Linked DNA regions of Mus musculus: all the other regions are linked to region 2. Evidence: chromatin loops called from intact Hi-C (ENCODE). Cell type or tissue: left cerebral cortex. All regions are shown on one strand.

Evidence for each region. Hi-C counts contacts between places; a loop is a spot of excess contacts. Peaks named below come from ENCODE experiments on the same cell type or tissue, not always from the same donor. Only the 100,000 strongest peaks of a DNase experiment are listed, where the experiment ranks them.
Region 1: it touches region 2 in a loop (9-fold over the local background); 29 of 42 quality-filtered maps call a loop at or near these places.
Region 3: it touches region 2 in a loop (5-fold over the local background); 10 of 42 quality-filtered maps call a loop at or near these places.

The regions. Positions count from the first base shown.
Region 1 is chr8:45,063,990-45,071,989 of GRCm38, reverse strand. It overlaps Mtnr1a (melatonin receptor 1A), which reads right to left and starts at 2,883. Exons shown (of 2, transcript NM_008639.3): 1 at 2,588-2,883. The coding sequence starts at 2,780. It overlaps AY512931 (cDNA sequence AY512931), which reads left to right and starts at 6,572. Exons shown (of 5, transcript NR_033588.1): 1 at 6,572-6,896; 2 at 6,981-7,065. In left cerebral cortex, a CTCF peak has its summit at 3,054 (motif pointing left); a DNase peak (open chromatin) is centred at 3,056; H3K4me3 peaks cover 358 bases.
Region 2 is chr8:45,233,459-45,241,458 of GRCm38, reverse strand. It overlaps F11 (coagulation factor XI), which reads left to right. Exons shown (of 15, transcript NM_028066.2): 15 at 1-291. The coding sequence ends at 11. The region is part of intron 3 of Gm30504 (a long non-coding RNA gene); the gene reads right to left. Among named protein-coding and RNA genes, the nearest start is that of F11, 25 kb to the left of the region's middle. In left cerebral cortex, CTCF peaks have their summits at 3,029 (motif pointing right) and 4,672 (motif pointing right); DNase peaks (open chromatin) are centred at 3,020, 3,527, 4,720 and 6,010.
Region 3 is chr8:44,932,608-44,940,607 of GRCm38, reverse strand. It overlaps a transcript of Fat1 not described here. Among named protein-coding and RNA genes, the nearest start is that of Fat1, 14 kb to the left of the region's middle. In left cerebral cortex, CTCF peaks have their summits at 2,396, 3,309, 4,659 and 5,661; DNase peaks (open chromatin) are centred at 3,348, 4,664, 5,423, 5,656 and 2 more places; H3K4me3 peaks cover 4,995 bases; H3K27ac peaks cover 2,228 bases.

The DNA.
Region 1 (8,000 bases), 170 kb after region 2:
AAATGCAGCTCTGCTTTTTAGCAAGCCAAAAGAAAGATAATAATAATAATAACAATAACAATAATAATGTTCAAATGCCTATTTAGTATTACTTTCTCCATCTTTTTCAAAATATTTTCGTTTTCATCATTTCATTTGATACTTGCAACAATTACGACAAAGCTTTGTGGGGGGCAAGGATGTAGGTGTTATCCCTGTCTGACAGATGTGGAAAGTGAGGGTGGATCACAACTGATTTCCTGGATTGGTATGTATACAGTGAGAATCTTATACCCACTTTAGATGCACCATTTCTCGTTAGCAAAATTTGCACGGGAGCAGAGCAGACAGTCTGTCAACCTTTCACATCTGCTTGGTTGCTTGAAGGCAGTGCCTGTTATGATTGACCGGCCCCACCGGTGATAAAATATCAGAGATTTCTTCCTGAAGACATCAAAGGCAAATGTAGTCTCTTGAGAAAAGGAAGAGGGCAGAAATAATTCTGCCATGGTACCAGACTTCCGAAGGAAAGAACTGCTTTGGAACTCAGATGTGCTAACCTTATCTTTTTCCTCTCTGTTTCTCAACTTTCCCCTTTTCAAAAAGAGGATGTTTTTGTTTTTATATGTATGAGTGTTTGCCTCCATGTGGGTATGTGTACCACGCGCATGCCTGGTACCCGTGGATGTCAGGAGAGTTTGTAGGATCTCTGGGACTTGGAGTTACCAATGGATGTGAGCTGCCATCTGAATGCTGGGAACTGAACCTGGGACCTCTGTAAGGACAGTCACCGAGTCGTCCGTCCAGGTTGATATTTTTTTCATCTTCCCGTTTTTAAAACCAACAAGATAAATTGAACAAATATACAAATTGCGCAATCATTAAAACATTTATTTAGTTTGCCTGGAACTCAATCTGTAGACCAGGCTGGCTTCAGACTCATAGAGACCCAGCTGCCTTCTATTCCCAAGCACTGAGATTCAATGTGTGCACTTGGCACCTCTGAAACTTTTAATAGGCATCTAACAGTATGCTTGAATCAGCTAGCTCTAGCTATGGTCCAAATCACTATTTATTCTTAAAAAAAAAAAAAAAAAAAAAAAAGAGCCTCAAATGGTTTGAACTCAATGATGGTGTGTTTGAGCCAGTAGTCTAGTTATATAAATATGATGCTCTAAAGCTTTGCAAATTAAAACTCACCAAGGGTCTTCTGTACAGTGAGAGGAATGCAGTATATGGACTCAAGAAGTTGCTTAGACAATAATGTTCAAAATAGTAGGACAGTTGGGGTACTTTTCCCAAGCCACCAGAATCGTGAACACCTTTTATAGGAAATGTCTCATAGGATTCAGACTTCTCAAGTAAAGGTTATAGAGACCAATGGAGCAAGGTAGGTGAGCTCCAGGCAGGAACCCCAAGAATTAGAGCCTCCCACTACTGAGCCTCACTACACCCTTCTCTGTAAAGTGAATGAGTCTGATGCCCGACCCTTGGGCTCACTCAAGGACTTTCTGTATGGGTGCTCAGGGTCCCAGTGCAGCTTGTGGAGACTCCTAGCTCTCAGAAGGGGTGTGCTCCCCCAACTATTCGCTTATCCCAACTATTCATTTATTACAGTGGTGGAGACCAAGCCTAGGGCTTTGCCAATGCTCCACAAACAACAACCACCAAGCTATTGAATTCTGAAGACTGGATTCTAGTTTAGGCCGATCATCCGTGAAAGGAAGTCATCCCGTTTTCTAAGCCAAACTGAATTCACATTATCAGATATTTTCAAACTAATTCTTGTACTTTGCACAGCCCGAAGCGTTGCAGAAGCTAGGCCAAAGGTGAGCCACATGCTGCCTGAATTTGAGTTTTCACCAGCTACCTGGTTTAGGACAAAAATATCATTTGGGGCCATTTATTTAAGCAAATGGATTCCCCTCTACCCTTCTACCAAAAGTTTACTTCCAAACCAGGAACAGAAATCCAAGCAACCTTGACGCTGTTTGAAGGCATAAAAAAGCTTAGGGAGAACCGACCAACCCGCTCTTACGCTCTTACGCAGGGTAACTAGGTCAGCTCATTGCTCCAGGGAACCCCAACTGTAACTCAAACACAGAATTAACTCTAGTCCTATATTCTATGCAAATGCATTTCTCGCTACAGTTTTCATCTTCTAAAATGCAGATTTGACTTGAGGAACAAAGGTGCTTCCTCAGCATTCTTAGCATCTTCCCAGACTACCTTGCAATTTGGTGCTGTTAGCTGAAAACCACACCTGATAACAAAAGCCAAGCAGTAGCTCTGTTGTTTTTGGCGGCTTCTGCATCTTCTCCTATTTTTGCGAAGTTGGGGGAAATGGATTTTATGCAAATCCAAACAACTGATGATGAGTTCGTTGATCTAGATGAGTAAAGAGATGCTGTGGGAGGGAACAGAGTTTTACATCTCTAAGAACTGAAGACTCCTGGATGATCTTTGTCAAGGCATCTTATAGAGGGACAGGGTCAAGAGAAAGGAGAGAAAATTATCCAAAGTCTCATTTCTCAGAAACGGACTTTCTGAAGTTTTCTCAGTGTCCCGCAATGGGGCTAGCGCTGGGAAAGGTGCCCGGAGCCCCTACCTGAGTTCCTGAGCTTCTTGTTGCGGTACACAGACAGGATGACCAGCAGGTTGCCCAGAATGTCCACCACGATGGTAAAGATGAGGATGAAGGCCAGTGTAGAGGCCAGCCAGGACGGTCGTGGTCTCCCTCCCTCCCCGCCGCCTGGAGCCTGCTGAGTGGCATTGAGCAGCTCGCTGACATTGCCCTTCATGGTCCCCTGGGTGCCTCACCGCAGCACAGCCAGGGCCATTGTCCTGTCGCCCCGGAGCCCTCAACTGCTCAGCTCTGCTCGAGCCCTCTCCGCCACTTTTTATGGCCCTCCCGCGTCTACTTTGCATCCTTATGATTGCTTCGCGGCTGTCCTGCCCACTCCAGCCCCTCCCGGTGGTAGGACACCCTCTCTGCACTTGGCCACTGCCGCCTGCTGACACCTGCTGTCCACTGCCCAGCAACTTGGACTCGGAGGTCCCACAGTGCGTGCACGTTGCGCCCCCGTGTGGCGAGACTCGGTGAGACACGTGGAGGCATCAAGTGGAGGGAAACTTGCACCCTGGAAGGCCTCGATTCACGAACTTGAATCCTAACCAGGACTAGATGCCCTGGATGTCTTATCCGGAAAATGAAGATGAAAATAGAATCTAACTCATCAACTTTAATAGTCAATGATGTGTAAAAATAAAGTAATAATGATATTAAATCACACCCTTTCCGTCTGGCATAGCACGATTTAATGTCTGTTCTGGGTGTTTCTGGCAATTAAACGAAACAAAATGTAAATATTTGCAGATGACAGGTGTATATGTTCTTTTGAAACTATCAGTGAAAACAGAAACTTGAGATAATAGAAGCAGACGTAGAACCACAGTGTAAGATTTCTGGGAAGTGCATTAGCCAGCTCTGTACAGAATGGAACAAAACCCCAAAACTTTCTTCAACATGGGGAAGGAGACTTACACAAAACATATGATGTTCTCATATTGAACACTTAAATTTTCATGCTCTCCATATATTTTATGGCTGTCCAATTCCTAAGCATTTCCAAAGTCCCTTTGAAAGAGTGAAGAAAAATGAAGAAAATACATTTTAAGAAGATGAATACCAGAAAAGCATGACATGACAATATTAAAATCTGTATTAAAATTAAACAATGTGTCGTAGCTCTGGAGGCTGAGGCAGGAGAATCAACACCAGTTTGGGGGCATCTTGAGCTGTGTGGTCAATCAGTGTTGCTGTATAAAATCCTGTCTCAACAAATCATATTAAGTAAAATGGTTGTGTTCATCAATAATTTCAAGAAGAAATGCAATGCAGAATTGAGGGGCCTGAGCGTGTGGCTCTGTCGTTAGGGCTCCTGTGCAGCATTTGCAAAATCTTAGACTCCATTTCTAGTGCTGTATAAACTGGATGTGGCACCTCAGTCACGTAACCCCAGCACCCAGGAGGGAAGGCAAAGGATCAGAGGTTCAAGGTCATCCTCCGCTGTTCAGGACAAACCTGGGATGTGCGAGATTTCATCTAAACCGAGAATAAAGCACAGAATTAAGAAGGTTAATGTTTTAAATTAGCAATGAGGGAAATCGGTGATGGACAGGAAGATATGTTTAAGGGAATGTGGGTAAGTGAGTCTCTAAACTTGAGGTAAGGAAGGGCCCCCTCACTAAGTGAGCATGAGAGGGAGAGTGGGACCGAACCCCATCATCGTGAGCATAGAAAAGACCCATGAGCTTAGGTCATCAACTGACCTAGGGCTCTCTGCACAGCCCTGGGAGAGCTTTTTCAAATGGGCAGTCTTACACGATGTTAATCTGACAGGGTTTGACACTGTGAGGGCCATATGTTGGCTGAAACCCTGCAACACTGGCCAGTGAAGTAACGTGCAGAGGTATGCAATCAGTCATGAGTGAAAACAGGTTTTGAACTTGAGTCCCCCTGAGTCCACAGCTCCAAACCTCATTTCTAAGTGACTGTGTTTCTCAATAGACCGGTATTGGCCACAGAAATGTTTGACACCTATAATAAGAAAAACATAACATAAACTATATAAAACAGGAGATGATATATGGTATAGCAATACAATATATGATATGATATATATGATATATGACATGATGTATATTGTTGATATATGACATGATATATGTATGTGAATATATGATGTAACAATGAAGCATTGTAATGCAATGTAACGAGTGTAACATTTTTGAGTGAGTGTGGGTAAAAATAATGGCAAGATGACTAGGGCTCATAATTAGAAATAATTAAAACTGGAAATTGAGAATTAGAGGGTGTCACTGGTGTATAGTATATGTTTAGCATACCTAAAGCCCTGGGTTTAGTTCCTGGTACCACTACTCAAAATCAAAAAGGCTCAATTTGGGGGTAAATACACAAAGCTTTTTCCTCCATTTTCTCTCTGAAGTCCTTGTAAATTGTATATTTTTAAAAAAACCAAAACTGGGCTAACAAGACGGCCCAATGGCTCAACTTGCTAAGTTTGAGACCTAAGTTCCTTTCCCACATTTCATTAAAAATCAATTTTTTTTCTCATCTAATACATCCTGATTATGGTTTTTGTTCCCTTTACTTGTCCCAGTTCCTCCCATCCCAGCCCCTTTTTGAAAGTCCTGAGTTCTTATCTCCAGATCCCACACAGACATGCCTCTGTGTCCCGATGGGGAGCAGAGAGGAACAGTTATAAGTCCAAAGCCCGGTGTTTCCAACACGGACCAATAAAGACTGCCTCAAACAAGGCAGAAGGCAAGGACTCACACCCAAGGCCCAAGGTTGTTCTCTGACACATGTGCCTTGGCTGTCTCTCTCTCTGTCTCTCTGTCTCTCTGTCTCTCTGTCTCTCTCTCTCTCTCTCTCTCTCACACACACACACACACACACACACATACACACACACCTAGTAAGCCTGAAAAGTGGGGCCCACAAGAGAGCTGATTTTTCAGTTATGGTTTACAGTAAGAGCTGCAGTGGACAAGAACAGCTTAAAGATGGACTTGTGATCTTTGTGGGAACTGCTACAAGACATAGCTCCTGCACTCTCCATGCAACTCCTGAGACTGACCTGGAAAGAATGCCTGAGCTCAAAGCAGACCCAGAAGTGCTTTATCTCAGAGGAGGGCTGGATCTCCAGTGGCATGCTGGGAAAGGAATGAGGTCTCCTGGTAGGACAAGAGCATTTGTCTATCACAGTAGCTAACAGAGAAAGATACATTCTTTTTTTCCTTCCAACTACAGGTGAGAAACTGAATCATTAATTTCCCTATAAATGGGTTCTCTGCTGCTCAAAACCTTGCTGAACACAAGTCCTGAATACATTAAAAGCCTCTGTGGGATTTTTTTTTCTACCACTGAAAGAGAAGATGTATGATCATACATTATACACCTGAACACTGCCTGCTGGGCTCAAATAAAGGATATTGCTGTGTGTCTTAGTTAGGGTTTTACTGCTGTGAACAGACACCATGACCAAGACAAGTCTATAAAAAACAACATTTAATTGGGGCTGGCTTACAGGTTCAGAGGTTCAGTCCATTATCATCAAGGTGGGAGCCTGGCAGTATCCAGGCAAGCATGGCGCAGGAGGAGCTGAGAGTTCTATGTCTTCATCCAAAGGCTGCTAGTGGAAGACTGACTTCCAGGCAACTAGGGTGAGGATCTTAAGCCCACACCCACAGTGACACACCCATTCCAACCAGTTCACACCTATTCCAACAAGGCCACGCCTTCAGATGGTGCCACTCCCTGGTCCAAGGATATACAAACCATCACACTGTGTGAACACACCACACAGGGGGGGGGGAGGGAGAGGGAGGGAGGAGAGGGAGGAGAGGGAGGAGGGGGAGAGGGAAGGGGAGGGGAGGGGGAGAGGGAGAGGGGGAGAGAGGGGGGAGGGGGAGGGGAAGAAGGGGAGAGGGGGAGAGAGAGGGGGAGAGGGAGAGGAGGAGAGGGGGAGGGAGAGGGAGGAGGGGGAGAGGGAGAGAAAGAGGGAGAGAAAGAGGGAGAGGGAGAGAGCACACCTGGTGCCACATGTATAGAAATTCGCCTACCTCTAAAGCAACAGAGACTTGTCCAGATTTGATAAACTTAGTTCTGCCTCAAGAAAACATTAGATTTCAGCCATGAGTTAGCCCATCTATAGCAGGGCTGAGACCTCATCTTAAACCCCGAGGGTGTGGGGAACTCCAATCCCTTTGATCTTAGGAGAGGTTCTATTTTTTCTAGAGGGGCCCGCCATAAAGCTTGAATTAGAACCGGGACCTGAATGTCATGAGCAATTTCGTTCCAAGTGTCTCCTGAGCACGCCTGGGAAACTTCAGTAAGTCAAAACATTTGGAACCCAGGAACCATGACTGTGAAAAATAAGTTTTTTTGTTTTTGTTTTTGTTTTTTTTTTTTCCAGGAGAGCCAGAGAGGGGCCTCTGTGTGTGGTCGTGCTGGAGGAGACACAATAATGGAGCTGACCATAGGTAAAAGATTTCAGACAAGTGAGTGATAATACTGGTGGAGCACCCCCAGTGAACCGGTTCCCTTTCCACCCCGACCACTACCCAGAAAGACAGAAAGGCCAGGGATATTTTTGGTATGGTGAGGCGCAGGCCCTTGCTGAGGCATTCCTTCCTGCTGAGGGACCAGCCAAGTGTCAGATATAGTATGGAATAGAGTTTATTCAGGTCATGAGGAGGGGAGTTGAGGGGGTGGTAGAGACAGAGAAAGGGAGAGGGAGGGGGGGGGGAGGGGAAGGGAGAGGGAAAGAGACAGAGGAGACCATGAACACGTGGAGAGAGAGTGGGGGAGGGGAATGGGGAGAGAAGGGACAGAGAAGGGGTGTGTGTGTGTGTGTGTGTGTGTGTGTGTGTGTGTGTGTGTGAGAGAGAGAGAGAGAGAGAGAGAGAGAGAGAGAGAGAGGAGAAAACAGTCCCTTTTATAGTGAGTCAGGCACTCCTGGCTGTTGCCAGGTAACTGTGGGGCGGAGCCTAGAAGAAATGCTAACAGTGAGGGGGGATGGTACTTTCTGAACTAGGGGCCCAAGAGCCTCACCTCCATTGTTCTTGCCAGCAAGGACAGGAGGGCGTCATTCTATGTCCTTTTCTCTCAGCGAAGCATGAAGTGGTCAGTGGTCCATGAGGGTATTGTTCTTGTGTTCTGAGCTGGAAATTCACTCAGAGATGTCCCGCCCGCCCCCGCCCCCCCCCCAGCTGCTTTAGGTTTGTTTTTACAGATTTATTTTTATTTTATGTATTAGTACACTGTAGCTGTCTTCAGACAAGAAGAGGGCATCAGATCCCATTACAGATGGTTGTGAGCCACTGTGTGGTTGCTGGGATTTGAACTCAGGATCCCTGAAAGAGCAGTCAGTGCTCTTAACCGCAGAGCCATCACTCCAGCTGCTTTAGTTTTGAAAAGATTTACAAAGTGAGCA
Region 2 (8,000 bases):
AAACAGTCTGAAAGAGTTCAACTGGTATCACTTTGTGGCCCTGGAAGATTATTCCATAGAAATGAGCTTGACGTCTCTGATGAAGACACTGGGATACTGACTCTTCCACTGTAACCAATTGAATGGCCTTGATGTACGTAAGAACACCCAGAAAGAAAACTATTATTTTCAGAATTCCTGATCTGGGAGAACCACTGGTTGTTTTCTGCATCCAGCTACTACTCAAGGAAACAAATACAGCAAGGAGATTTTAAAAATAAAAACACATCAGATATATAAGGAAAATATCAAGTAAGGGTGCTGTCTGCCTTTTTAGTCTCTGTGACAAATACCTAAAGTAGTTCACAAAAGGAAAAATTTCTTTTGCACACCTTTCCTCAGGTTTCAGCCTACGATCTGGTTGGCTGGCCCCATTGCTTTAGCCTGAGGTGAGGCAGAACCATATATCCATAGGAGGCTGTGGAGAAGGAGTCTGCTCAGTTCATGGTAGGCAGGAAGCAAATGGAAACAGGAATGTATTGGGGACACGAATGGTCCTTCAAGAATATACTGTCAATCATTTACTTCTTCCAGAGACATCCTGCTCCCTAACCTCCCTTTCCTTCCCAGATAACACCTCTGTCCTAGCTGGCCCCAAGAGATCAGGTAGAAAGGCAGAGGAAACCATATAAAGAGTTGTTAAGTGCAAAATCAAAACCAGAAGGAATGCAGACAGGAGCTCAAAATGTCCATTTATAAGAATCTTTTTTTTTCTCTGCCTATATGAATCCCCCTCCTGTATAAAGGACTGACTCAATTCAGTGATGGGTTTTGAGAAGTCTGTTTGTGTGTGTGTGTGTGTGTGTGCGCGCGCGCGTGTGTGTGTGTCTGTCTGTCTGTGCACATTCATGTTTAGGTATGTGCAGGTACCTGGTGGGGGCGATCAACCTTGCATTATTTCTCATGTGCCATCTACCCTAGCTTTTCAAAGACAGAGTGTCTTACTGGGATTGGAGACTTGGGCTAAGCTAGCTATCTAGCAAGTCCAGGGACCATTCTGTCTCTACCTCCCCAAACTGAAATTAAGAAGACATGCCATGGTGCTTAATTTAAACCTCTCTCTGTCTTTGTCTCTGTCTCTGTCTCTGTCTCTGTCTCTGTCTCTGTCTCGCTCTCTCTCCTTCCTCCTTCTCTCCCTCCCACTCTCTCTTTGGGTGTGCACGTGCGCATGTGCAAGTCATAGTGTGTGTGCAGGGCAGTGGACCATCTTCAGGAGTCAATGCTCTCCTTCCATCATGTAAGGTCCAGGGATGGACATTAGGTGTTCAGATTTGGTGACAAATGTCTGTACCTTCTTAGCCACGTCACAAGCCAGCTGTTCCGATTTCCTACAGATGCTGGGAATCAAATCTGAGTCCTCGGGGTTGCCTGGCAAGCATCATTACTGACTGAGCTCTCCAGTGGCCTTGTCAGTCTTCTCTCTGCATTTTCCCAAACTGGCTTGGACAAGCACCATTGCAGGTGTTAAGTGCACACTTCCTAATTTCCACATGGGCCGAGTATAGGAGGAGCAATTTTCCAGGAAGTGGTCCCTTGAAGACACACCGTACTGATTTGCTTGCCTCGGAAAGTATCTCAGCGTAGCCTGCACTCTTTTTGCAGTGTTAGGGGAAAGTACAGGTGGATGGAGATAAGGAAGACAAGCCAAAACCTACCAAGATCTGCCAGTGAGTGGGAGTTTACAAAGCTGAGTAATGAATGTGCTGGACGGAAATGTGTGTTGAAATCGTACATACTACGGGGGGGGGGGGGGGGGTGGATAATTTGGGAGCAAATGTGGTTTCAATAGAGGCTGCAGCCTCCTCAAACAGTTCTCTGTATTCTGAGTACCTGACTTTTGTCCTCACATGGGGCAATAATGTAGTATTTGGACTTTGTCCCCGTACTTTTCAGTCAGCGTTGATAACTATACAAGTTGTCCAAATGAAAAGTATTTATTGTGCCCAATTATGTCAGAGTGTCTTGTTGAGCTTGGGGAACTGAAGCGCCAGCCAATAAATTATGAAGGTTTCATAAGGTTTTCTGTTGATTTAGTACGAACCGAAGAGAGGAGCTGCACAAAATCTATACTTTCAAACAAAGATGACCATGACACAAAGGGTTCTAAGAAATGACAACGAAGAAGAGTTAGCAGAAGCTAAGAGAGTGGCATGGAAAGGAAGTGGCCCCAAGCAAGACAAAGCAAAGACAGCAAACAAGCAAAAGCCAGAGATCGATGTCACTGAAATGGCACGAGCAGGCTGGATTCAAAATGCTTCTAGAGTAAGACAGAATTGACATCAAATGGGGTCACAACTTCACAACCCATGAACAAGCAGCGCCTTTTATAACCTATTTATTACATTTCACATAGGAAATCTTTTATAACCTATTTATTACATTTCACATAGGAAATTGAGGAGGCATTGCTGTCTTCTCTGAGAAGTATTTAAGGAATGTTTTCGTCTTAATTTTTTTTCAGAACAAGTGCAACATCTTAATTCTGAATATCTAGTACCTAGAAAATGCTATGAGCTATAAGGAATAAGAAATTACGCTGAGCAGATTCACATCTCCACACCAACAAGCTGCGAATCTGTATACTTTCTGGCACTTTTCTCACTTAATCTTCTCTCTCCTGGAGCTAGCTCTGAGTCCCACAGACAAGCTTCCTCTGTCTGTTACACAACAATGGATTCCACCGAAGTATTTTTCTGCCTTGGCCTGTAGAATGTTATTGTTTCAAACTATGCATTAGCTGTTTCTCTGGTCCCTAAGACTCACCCAACGGAAGAACTTCAGAGAGGCTTCTAAGTCCAGTCTCCTGTAACTTGACCCCCAACACTGGGGCCTGGTGGCCTGGAACCAGATGGCAGGACAGGAAGACATGAACTACTTCCTCCAGGTGTTTCCCACCTCCTGAAGTTTCCAGAGCATCCTGCCACCATGAGAGGCCACCAAGCAGAGGCCTATCGTTCAGTTTGTAAATACTTCGTTATTTGGCCACTAGATGGTGCCTTTATACTTCTCCATTGCCATCAAAAATCCAAGCAGGTGGACAGAACATAATCTGCAGGTTGAAACAAATTCTCTGTGAATGTAATATCAGGAGCTATTAAATCAAACTGCTTCAATTCCAAGGTACTTGACTTTTCAAATACAATATAATTGTTGTAAATATCTACCCCTTAGCAATATAATTGTACATATCTACTCCCTAGCGAGCAGCCTTTTTATATCGTACTTTCCTGAATCCCCAGCCCTGGCTTCCACTTTTCTTTACTAAGTAGCACCGAGCTGCCCTCCCCAGACACCTCTAGAACACAGTAGGAGTGCCATCAAAAATACTGCCATCTGCCATCTTCCTCCTACCGAGGCTCTGCACCATCTTGCCTGCTGTACTCCTCAAATCTCTCTTCAGGACAGCATCTTCTAAGCTGCCGAATCTACACTGTGATTACTTATAAGTAACGCTCAAATCATGCCATAGCGTTTTGGAAACAGGCTGACTAAGGACTTCAGTTGAAGGAAGTATACTTGGTTGTTGGTTGGCTGAATACCCTGCCAAGGGCGACCGCCGGTTACAGGTTTGACCTCCAGTGTGGCTGAATGAAGTGGCTCTGGAGTCTTTGGAGAAGTCAGATCTAGTGGGAGGTCTATGGAGGTGGAGGTGTGCCCCTCGAGGCAATAGTTGAACTCCAGTCTCTATGGTTCTCCACTTCCTAGCTCGAGGATTTGCTTCTAGCCCACACACTCCAGCCATGATACCCTGGCTACCCATTATCTCTATCTAGTTAGCATGTGCAGGCACTCAGCTTTAGAATGTGGTAAACAGAGAGATAATTAAAGCTCTCTCTACTTATTAAGAAGAGAGCTATAACTTTGTAGAGTAACACAAATCTGACTGGCACACCCCAAAACATATACATACATACATACATACATACATACAGCACATTCACGCACATGTATATGTATACACACATGCATACACACACATAGCACATGCACACATGCATACATACACAATACACACAGAGCACGTACACACACAGCATTTGTATTCATATACACACCCACATACTGCAATACAAACATGTATACACACATACACAATACACACACATACACATAGATACACAGACCACATACACACAGCATTTGCATACATACACACATAGCAATACAAACATACACACACATACATACACATACGGTACATGCATATTCATAGGCAGTTACAGGTTCAGTCACCCCAACACGCCTCTGTAAGAGGTCAGACCCCTCATTAGAGGTTTCCTACCAGCTGTGTTTCCCTGGCTCTTCCTTGCCCAATCTGACATAGTCACACACCAACCAGGGAGCTCGCAGAAACCAGTTTTTTTGAGGTTGAAGATTTGGGTATTTTGTGACTATGACACAGAAAGCCACTTAGAACTGCTGACCCGCCATCAGAATGAAGTTGTTCATCTCACATGAAAGTGAGACTGCCTGAGGTAGGGAAAGAACTCTCTGACTCATGGACCGTGTTTCTAAATGAGCCATCTAGCTAGGTGTTGGATAAAGCAAACGGGGATACTGATAACCAGACTGTTTAGGGGTCAAGAGACACTAGAGAAGTGTGAAATCCTCGGAGCTTCCATGAGAAACCCAGCAGAGGGCGCAGTAACTCTGCGTACAGAAGCTCTCAGCCTCCAAAAGAAGCAGAGAAACAGCTGGAAACCCACTCCCTGCTCGGTCTCATTTAACAGTCTCGTCTGCAGGGAGCCCTAAGGTACCAGTCTCAGCTGGAGCACCTATAACAAAGCCATAAATCAGCCCTTCCTCAGATCCTGCCCACAGTGTGGGAGATCAAGCTGTGCGGAGGCCCCTGACCAGATCCAGCGAACATCTGTGTGTCTGGCTCCCAGGCCTGTTTAGAGTGGCATGCTGTGGTGCCCTGCCTGGGAGGGGCAAGCAGGTTCAAATGCCCTGCCGAGCGAACAAGCAGAGAGGGAAGGCGGTGATCCCCACAGATATAAGGCCTTTCTAACCTATCCCTTCGAACAGATGCAGCTCTTCCCTTGTTGGCTGGAGAGAACGGTTCATCTGTCCAGATGTGAGACCAGCAGGTGTCAGTGGAATCCAGCTGGCTTTACTCCCTAGTCTGAAACTCCTTTTTTGCCTTGTCATTCTTGGACTTATGATGGCTGTTGTTGTTGGGATAGTGTTGTCATACCGATCTTAAGCTGGTGAGTAGATTGAGAGTGATTTTTCCAAGACAGTAGCTTTTCACTGATGTGAGGTGGGCTGCAGGGGCAATAGCCTTCTGTGGGTTTTCTCTTGTTAACTCGCATGTTATCAGCAGCACGAAACCCTGGCGAAGAATGACAAGCACTGAAGACAGTCATGTTTGCTCCTGCTCAGTATGTGAGAGCCCCAGCTCTCAGGTGCCCTGTTGTGCGCCTGGAACAGGAAGTATGCTGACAGGAGACACCTTGTTTTGACAGAGAGATCTGCAGACAGTGGAGGCCTGCGGCCCTAGCCACGGGTCTTATGGACAACACCAAAGGCCTGTGTGTGCCATTAATGTATGAAGATTATATGTATAAGATATATATGTGCATCGTATGTTTACAGATACATGTATATATGTATATGCTGTTTACATTTATATATGCATATAATCTACATACATAATGTATACAGATTGCTGATAGTCTCCTGTGGAAGTCCCCGTTTCCAGCAGTCACCAGCCTTCTTAGTCCCATCCTTTTGCTCCTTGTGACTTCTACTAACAATCCCCTGATATAGTTTTATTTATTTCTTATGTTTTGCGTATTAGTAGGTTTTCTGTGTTGCCGTGAGAAAGCACTTTCACCAAAAGCAAGTCACGGAAGAATGAGTTTATTTGGGCTTACAATTCCAGAGGCATGAAAGGCCTCCACTTCCTGTAGTGTCACACAGTAGTCAGTTTTCGGAGCTCCACTTCCCCGCCCACATAGCAACTCTTTAGCATGGTAATGAGGACAGGTGAGGGGACAGCTGAGTAGGAGTATGACTCAGCAAATCCATGCACAGATTTGGCTTTGATCTTTCCAACTTATCGTATTCACAGATGGATAGCTTGTGAGAGGGGGATGATTCCCTTTCAAATAAAGTATCAATCCTCCCAGTGTGAGCAATGTGGTAAATATTCAGCAAAAATAACCTTCTCTGCATATTTACCTCTTAGAGGGCGGCCAGGAAAGCCAGGTAGAAATAGATATACTACACCAAGAACACATCTGAGCGAGCAGTGCCTTCTGACAGCCTCTCGATCTTCAGTTATAAAGTTCATTTCAACTCAGTGCATATGGTGAGAAATCCTAGACTTCTTTTCATGCTGAATCGGTCACCAAAGCCTTTGCTTTCAACTTGACAATATCTGCATATGGCCACACATGTCACCGATATTCACTAGGGAGGTGTAAGCAAGCAGGTGTCCATTCCTAATGCAAAGACAGCACACGGAATTAGGATTCCACTGGAGTCCCAGCTAGGCAAACTGATGAGTTGACTTGGTGAGCCCACAGGATGTAAGTGAGGGGCTGTCTACAGGGCTTGGAGTGACACCAACCAGACACCATTGAGAAGTTCCATTCCATCATGGCCGATGACCTCATGGAAGCTATTCTTGGAGTCCCATTCTCACTTAACCCTGCACTTAATGTATACTCTACCATTCCAAAGTTATTTTGTAGCTGGGGAAGAAGACAAGGGGAAATAAGGCCTGGATTCCCACATGAGAGCCCTGTGAGCCCCTCACTTCTGTTCAGATTATTAACAGCTCTATTGACATTCCTATAGACCTACCTATCACTGCGTTGCTTTGCTTCCTTGGTTGTCATAGCTACCGGGCCAAAGTCATGATATAAAATACTTATCATTGTTGATTTTTCTGTCAACTTATCTGAATGCTCTACTACATGAATGAGGAAATAAGTCATCCTTCAGAAAGCCCATTGCACCACACTGGTAGGCATAGATATTTCTTTATAAAACCAGAGATACATACTTTAAGTCACAGTGTTTGTCTTTATCTTTGTCTTTCTTTCTCTCTTTCGTTCTCTCTTTCTTTCTTTCTTTCTTTCTTTCTTTCTTTCTTTCTTTCTTTCTTTCTTTTTTGTTTTTTCCGAGACAGGGTTTCTCTGTATAGCCCTGGCTGTCCTGGAACTCACTTTGTAGACTAGGCTGGCCTCGAACTCAGAAATCTGCCTGCCTCTGCCTCCCAAGTGCTGGGACTAAAGGCGTGCGCCACCACACCCGGGTCTTCACAGTGTTTTTCTATTCCCCATGCTTGTTCATGGAAATTCAGGTTAGGTATATTTTTTTTCCTAAGACAAGGTATGTTCCCTGAAAGATTTGTGCACAAGAGACAGCCATCACTCCCAAATGAAAGCATTAATGTTCATATGGCAAACTAGAGGCTTCATGAATTTGTCTAGTCCCCAGAGAGATTCTAGTGAAGGTTAATCAGATGTTGAGATTGCAAACCTTGGTGAGTAAAGGTTGAGATGGGTTTGAAAGGTGTTTTGAAATAAAGAAGAATAAAATGATGCTGTTTCCGTCATCCTACCTGTACCCGACACCCCAGTCAGAGGAGCTACATGAGCTATGCCAGATACTGTTAACACTGAGTCACTCTGCAGAAAAGGGATGAGAGAGATGGACTCGGGCAGGACCTGAAAGCATCAGGCTCTCCATCTGGATATTAATAACATTTCACTGGAAAACTCAGACACTTGTATTTAGGGACGTTAGTGCTGGTATCAGAGTTATTAAGGTCAGAGCCTGTGCTCTGTCAGCTCTAACATGCACCACCCATCTTCAAGGAGCCAGTTGAAGACATAAGTTACAGTAAACGTAAATGAATAAAGAAAGGGGGAATTCATTCAGTGAGGCACTTGGAGAAGAACAAAGGAGTCCAGTGTGCCACACCCTGTCTGCCCTCAGGGTGTTAA
Region 3 (8,000 bases), 300 kb after region 2:
TCCAGAAGATCTCTTCTGGCTTCTGAGGGCACCAGGCACACACATGGCACATGACATACAAACAGGCAAAACAGCCAGACACATTAAAAATAATAATAATAAAAGGTTGTTTTTTTTTAAAAAATCTTTGAAAATAGTCAATATACAAGTTTCTAAAGGTTTTAAGTATAGAACTGTTTCTTCTCAGAGGAGTACGAGCCACTTTCTGATCTTAAGTGGTGTATACCATCTGGTTTGAAAGCACCTTTCTGCGGTCTAAGGACAAACAGACATGTCTTTTTGTTGTTGTTGTTGTTGTTTTGTTTTTCAAGACAGGGTTTCTCTGTATAGCCCTGGCTGTCCTGGAACTCACTTTGTAGACCAGGCTGGCCTCGAACTCAGAAACCCATCTGCCTCTGCCTGCTGAGTGCTGGGATTAAAGGCAAGTGCCACCTTGCCCAGTCAAACAGACATGTCGTAATTGAACAACTTTCACCTGCCACACAATCTGCTCAAAAAAAAAAGAACTTTCCTACTGTAAATCCCCAACCACGAAGACTAGAATGCAGTCCTTCCTCTTCCTCTATGAGCTAAGGTCCTTCAGGCATCTAGACAGCATTTGATGCTAGAATGTGCCAATGTGATTTGGTTTGTTGAGTATATGTATAAAACCAGCCAGACCTAGGTGGGAAACAAGTAGCCTAAGAGAATCAATGCCCTAAGATCTCTTCCACTTCTAACCTAGAAAGAAAGGCCTTCTCCAAAGACGCCCAAGAGCTGAAGCCGAAGATGTACCCTACAAAGGAGAAGTTAAAAGGAGACCCTTATTACTCTGAACACACATCTTTGCTATGAAGTTAACTGATCCATTTACTCACACACAATGTGAAACCAATAAAGACACATGGAGTGACTACTTACCCACAAAAATGAACTCACAGGTGGCCCAAAGGACTTTATGAAGGCCTCTAACAGCCTTACTTCCTTTCACAGTGGGGGTTCAAAAAGGGGGGGGGGCTGGCTTATTTAAGATGTTATTTTTTTCAAGAAATGGGCAAACTTTTAAACAAAACTTACACTAAGCTTGTAAAATACTACTTCAGCCACAACTAAGAGTTGTATCATTTAAAAAAAAATCTTGTTTTAAATACCTGTATATCTCTATATAATTTAACAAGGAGAGAGGAAGAGTTCTAATAGATAAGAGCAATGATTTCCGAGATGCAAAGCCAAATAACCCAGAATGAACCAATACAGTTGTGGAGTAGAGGCAACAACTGTGTGGTTTGGTCACACAGCTACGACTGATGTGAAAAAACATCAATAGCTCTTAGCATTAGCACATGAAAATATGCTCCTAAAGTATTAAATATCAAAAATACAAAGCATCACAAGTTAGCTTCTGCAAAGGTAAGTTATGTGCCTTTTAAATCTTTTCTGATTCTAATGTAGTCTAAGTAAATTCTCAGCTTGTTAAAAAAAAAAAAAAAAAGAAAGAAAGAAAGAGAAAAAAGAAAAAAAAATCTCTACCAGCACTCGGGAGTTGCTTAACAAAAGCCAGCTAATGAAACTATAGTTCAGGCACATGAAAAAAAATTAACTACATAGAAAATATTTGCGAATTTACTTTGCTATAGCACACAATTGTCTCCTTGTTTCCAAGGCCCTGCAATTCCCATCAGTGGGGGGTGGGATTCTTCCAAGACAACCGAAAGTTAGCTTCCTAAAAGGAACCATAGAGAGAGGACTGTGAAACAGACCCTCTCTTTTAATAAAGATCTCATAAGTTTATCTTCCAGAAAACAGACAGGCAACTGCCTGGCCGCACAACTACCCCGGAGGCTTAGTCTTGCAAAGGAGCCGCATTAAATCTCGGCGCTGCACTCCTCCGAGCACAGAACATCTAAGAAAACTCAGCGACTCCATTTCAAAGATCCCACGCTCAAGCGATCGGCTCTGCTTTCATCTCTATCTAGAAACCGCTCCAAAGCCGAGATGGACAGGAGTCGAACCCGGAGCCCGCAGTCCGGTTTCCCGGGTCAGACAGCCTGGCGCTGCGGGAAGTAGCATGCTGGCCGGGGAACCGCAGCGTCCAACGCCAACTCTGCAATCACCATTCCCTCCACGTCCCGCCGGTCCCTCCACCCCTCCGCCTCCGCACCCTAGAGCCGCCACTCAACTCTGCTAGTGGGCAAGGAGACCGGCACCAGCCTCGGCCACGGTGCAGCCGGAGGAGCGTGGGAGGGAGAGCCGGCATTCACCCTCGGCCCCAGCCTCAACGCCGCCCTCAGCAAACTTACTGCAAAGTTGGCTCCAAAGTTAGCGACGGTGCGGTCGGGCGCACAGCCCGGGTGCTCAGCGCGCCCGGCGGCCAGAGCCCGCTGTGCCGGGAGCCGCACTGGACCCGCACGTCCGCATGGCGCCGCCGTCCGTCCAGCCCCGCCGCGTCCAGCTCGGCCCGCGCGCTCTAGCTCCCCGCCGTGTGTATCCCTCCGCCCGCGGCCACGCCTGCCAGCGCCGGCTCTCGTTTCGCCAGCGCCGAGACTCCTCGACTCAGTGCGCGCAGCCCGAGGCCGCCCCGCCCCCGGGCAGAAGCGCCCGCCCGCCCGCCTGCCCGCCCCGGGGGCTACCCAGACAGGCGTCCGACCCAGAGCGAGGCGAGCGCCTTTCGAGGAGCTTGCCAGACGGAGAGGGACAGTTTGGGGACTGTGTTAGAATATCGAGCTGCTGCTGCTGCTGGGAGGAATTTCACTGAATGTTCCCTGCTAAGATAGGGGAAACATTTGGTCTCCCCCCCCCCAAAAAAAAAACCGACAGAAAGTGAGGAGAAGTCGCCTAGGACCTAAGAAACAACGCCCCGCCCGGCCCCCAACCCCAGCATTCCTTTAGACTTTTTTTTCCCCCAACCTCCAGGAAATCCCCGAATCCGCATTTGAATGCCTCTCTCCCAGGCTGCAGCCTCTGGGGTGAAAAACTACAGAGGGTCTGGAAAGGAATGCAGTTAGGTCGGAATTTACTTCCTCCTGAAATCCACATTAGGCCAGAAGAAATGCATAAGTTTTCCCGCGACCTGTTAATTCAGACTCACTTGGACCTCAGACTCTCTCGGATCGCCGCGGTGAGCCCCAACGCCAGTCTCCGAGACAGACGACCCCCACGCCGCACCCTCTCAATCCCGGGGTCTGCGGGACAAAGGGTGCTGAGCCTCCCTGTGAGCATTCTCAGCGTTTAATTCTGCCCCAAGGCTCTGTGAGCCTGGCCCCGCAGCTCCGGTGAGAAAGAGAGATCCCCAGCAAGCAGGCTCCCCACTTGCAGAACTCCCTCTGGCGCCCGAGCGTCCAGCCAGCGCATCCTAGTGCTGCAAGTCTATCCCCGGCGCCTGCAGAGCTCCAGGTACCGGCTGAAGAGCAAAGGAGACTCAGCCGAAGCCAGCCACGTTTTGGGAAAGGAAGCTCAGAGAAAAGGAAGGACTTGACCTCGGAAAGTTTGTGGGGCTCGAACATTTTAACGCTGCGAGGACGAAGAGATCAGATTTCCCTAGGAGCGGGTGGAGGCAGCTGCAGAGGGAATTGCACCGCAGACGGGGGCCAGAGTGTATTTCTTTGGCTCAAAGTTAACGTCACTTCTTAAGCCATCTTAAAGCGAGGTGGCTGAAAAAATAATAATAATGGTGTCTAGCAGGTTACGCTTGGGAAGGAAAAGTAGTGCCTGCAGAATGAGTGTGCTGATTCGTACCTCTGAATTCCCCGCTCGGTATTTAGAACACATATATTCACAACACCCAGAAAAGGCAAAACCCAAAGACTCATCTGGCCCCGGCTTACAAATTGCTCAAAGTGCTCGCAGAGTTACCGGTCAGTGAACGCTGCGAAAGTGAGAGACCTGATCTCCAAGCTCAACCAGTTTGCGATCCCCCCCTCCCCTCCCCGGAATTTTAACGCTCAACAAAACATAGACACACACACACACACACACACACACGCAAGCAAGCCGTTGGGGGAGGGGATGTAAGAGGGCCTAGGGTACCGCTGCTAGGAGAGGGAAAGAACAATAAAAAGTATAAATACACATCGTTCAATAACATTAAATCATCACTGGATTTTCTAAATGGTACAAAAAAATTCTTGTTAAAAAAACATTCATTGATATATTAATGCTTACTAGGACTAAAATATCTAATTAAGAATCCTAAATATCCAGGCTTACTAGAAGTTGCACTTGGTCGCTACAGGAACTGCCGAAAGCCAAAAATGCAGTCTCCTGTGTTGCCACATCTTCCTAATCCTTTAGCCACCAACGGAACGAAATGGAGAGATACCTTTTTGGCTACGAGAGAATCACATGAAGAGAGGTGTAGTTCAAGTTCCGCGAACATCCTTTAAATAGTCGATCTTCTTTGACCCTGTCCCCAGAGCCTCATTGAAATTAGGTGGAAGGACTTTCCCCCCCAACCTCCCCCAAAAAACCCGCTCCTCCAGCACTGCCTCTGCACTCGGTCCACCCAAGCTGGTTTTCTAAAATGCATTAAGTGTCGTTCGGCGTAAATGAAGGCTAGGGTGGAAGCGATCAAGCTCTGTCTGGTCCACGTCGTTAAGAGTACCCGGCAGGTCCAAGTTCGAGGTCTACACTGAGCTGAGAGCTGGGAGCGCGCCTTGCCCAATGCTCGGACTAGAGGGCGCTGCGCCACTGCAGATCACTCAGTCCCCAACGCGCCCTCCCAGGGCACCATTTCTATAACAAGTTACACTGAAAATAATGCACAAACGGCTTCACTTCTCAAGTTCTTTTGAACAGCGCTCTGTGTGTATTTTGTGAATTCCAAAAGCTGCGCATGCTTGCCTTTCATTCCCGCGCCCCGTGAAGGCCGCGGGCAGTCCAGTTCCTTGAGCGCAGACCTTGTAGGATACACATGATTTCCCCACTCGCTTACTGTGAAACACCCCCACGTTATTTCATTTACAATTAAAACTTCAATTCTACCAGGCATGCAATGAACAAAGAACTCACCACAGTAGCCCGGTCCTCGGTGCTCTCCCTTCTAGTCCCCGGCAGTTGGGTAATTCCCACGCCGTTTGGATATTTGTTAGGATCCGGGCTCGAAGTACCAACTTTGCCTCCCTTGGATCTTCAGCATATCCCCAAGCAGAGCGCGATCCTCCTCCAGTGCTGGCGGGACTCAGGTGGGCGCCTTCTCTGTGGCTCTCGACCCGGGGAAAGTTTGAGCACCAAAAGAGGTGGAGAGAGAGCGCACGAGGTCTGGGGAGAGCGCCGAGGGGAAGCCAAGTTTGTCAGGACATGTCCAGGCAGCCAGCTGCCGAGTTGAGGAGTTACGGCTGGCAACTGCGGCGGATCTCTCTGCTTCTTTTCCCTACTCCTCCCTCTAGGAGCGGCTGGGGGGAGGGGAGGTGACGTCAGAGCCCCGCCTCGCCCCCGACTCCCCGGAGCTGACCGGGTTCTCCGACTTCATTCGGCCTCCCAGCCAGTTGCAGCTAAGGACGCCCAGGCTGCCTCCAGCTTCCCCGTTGCAGTGATCTCCGTGGCCGCAGCCGTCCCAGGAAGAAATGTCCGTCCCTTTCCTCCCCGCGGAGTCTTGGGGCTCCGCCGAGTGCTGGCTTCTTCGCACTCACCACGGAATCAGCCAGCCAGGGCCCCCCGTGGCGCTCGCCTCCCGGGCTTCGGAAATACCGGGTCCGGCAGCGTTTCCCACGCCTCGGACTGCAGGTGATGCTCTTCCTCTTCTGCAGCTGAAACTCCTCGCAACGAGTCTGTGTCGCCCGCCCGGGTTTTTGCAGGGCAGAACCGCGATCAGTCTCTGCAAGCTTACTGGACGACTCGGACTTTGTCGTCCTCCAACTTCTGGAGATGTGATGTTTTAAATTTTTAAACTATTTAAAATTTTAAATAGTTCTCGTTGTCCAACGCTGCTGTGGTCTTTGTGTTGAAAATCGTATTTTTAATCTCCAAATCCTTTCCAAATGCTCCTCTGTCTTTAGACCTAGTCTGAATCATAGATTTCGAGAGGTAGGGGGAAGCGACAGGGGCGGAGCTAGTTTTTTTTAACGTGTCTTACAAGTAATCTGTAGTGATAATGGCTAATACACAAATCAATTGCCTACACCTTGAAACAACATAAATTTACAAAAATGCAAACCCCGTTGAAGCTTAATTTATAAATGGACATGTCGCTTTTATATAAGCGTCCAGGCTCTGGGAAAATATCTACTATGGGATATTTTTTTAATGCCACTAAAATACCAAAATGCATCTCCTGAACAGCATGAGAAAATAAAGGAGCCATTTATGTAAATTGACACTGCCCCAAAAGATTATTATTAGATTTGAAGGAACCTAGGAGAGAAGGGGATGGGACTGGAGGCAGGTTCTATCAACATGTTTTCATCTGTTTGCGTAAATATATTGGTCTGTGTAGAGGTTAAGAGCAAACAAAGCTAGGGGGCTCAAACGGTAAGAAAAGAGGAAGAGACCGAATGTTGTGGGTGTGTGCATAGACTTGAGAACTGCTCCAAGCTGCAGTGAACTCCCTCATCTGAGGTAGTATGGGACCAATATCTGTTGTGAAAGGTAAAACTTGTACGTTACAAGCAAGCCTCCCTGGGTCTCATCTGTTTGCCACACGGATAGCATCCATTCGTGCAGATATGTTTTTTACTGACCATCTTAGAAAATGTCTAGCATGTATGTAAAGGGTACTTCTTATCGCGTGTTCGCCCAGGCCCCTGATTTTCCTTTGCGATCTGAAATTTTTTATAAGGGAGGTGGGCTGGCTGCGGGGGTGGGGAGGTGGGGGGGGAGGGATAAACTTAGAGACCACTGAGCATCCAGGGGCAGCTGGGGAGGAGGGAATCCGAGAGACTGTTTCATCAAGCAAGCCTGTCAGTGCCTAGTCACTTCTATCCCTCACTATGGTAACTGCGCATGCTCAGCCCTGCTTTTAGGTCCACACTTGATGTTAGACATTGACCACATACACAAGTGCTCAAAATGATGCAAACTCTCCTGAGGCACTGCTGCGTGCACAAGTCAATTTGGTTTGATAAACTAGTCTTTAGAGTTGCTTAGGCAAACCAAGGTATTCCAGTTTTAAAAGAACACAGAGGAGTTTACTTTTTATTGATAGTATTCGGTCTTTAAAAAAAAAGGCACGTTTTTAAAAGTTGAGGACAGGATAATTTGAACAAAACCCTTTGACCTGAGCAATGAGACTGGACCTGGACTAGCCATTGGCTATTTTGGTTTAAATAAAAGTAAATTAACATTCAATTCCTTAATCTTTCCAACTATGTATCATACGTTGACTACCCACATCTGGTTAGTAGCTGTTCAAGTCAAAATGAATTTAAAAGCATCTTAACCACAACAGAGAATACTACTAGAAATACCTTGCTATATATCTTTTTTTTTTCTTTTTCTAAGGCTACATCAAGCATTACATTTCAAGTTCCCACTCCAGTACTGAGTCACTTCTAAAGTATGGGAGTGCAGAATCATGAAAGGACTCAATCATTCCCCAGGTAGTTCTCAAGTACCAACAACTTGCTAAGTGAGATTATGTAAGATTCAAGTCCTAATAGATGAGGTGTGTTTATGGGAATAAGATATAGTAACACGGCCTTATTGCTGTTTTTATATCTTTGCTTAGAACAGAGCACAGGGAAAATAATAATTTTAAACAAGATAGCATTCTCAAGAGCCTGACTAACTCCCAGCACCCCACCCTCCCCTGCATCCCACCCGCATCTCACCTTCTCCCGCACCCCACTCTCTCCACCCCTCTGCACTGTGCTCAGCTCTGTCACATCCCCTTTACCCCTTCTTGCACCCACACTTCTGGGGCTGGCAGGAAGTATCTCACCATGACCCCAGACGTTAGTTATTTTATTTTTGCATTCAAATCCAGCTCTCCTCTAGGGTCTGCGTACACCCTTCAAGAGGAACCTTAAGCCACACAACTGCCCAGCCTGTAGAGCTGTTGATGCTCCTCCTCCTTCCCCAATTCAGAG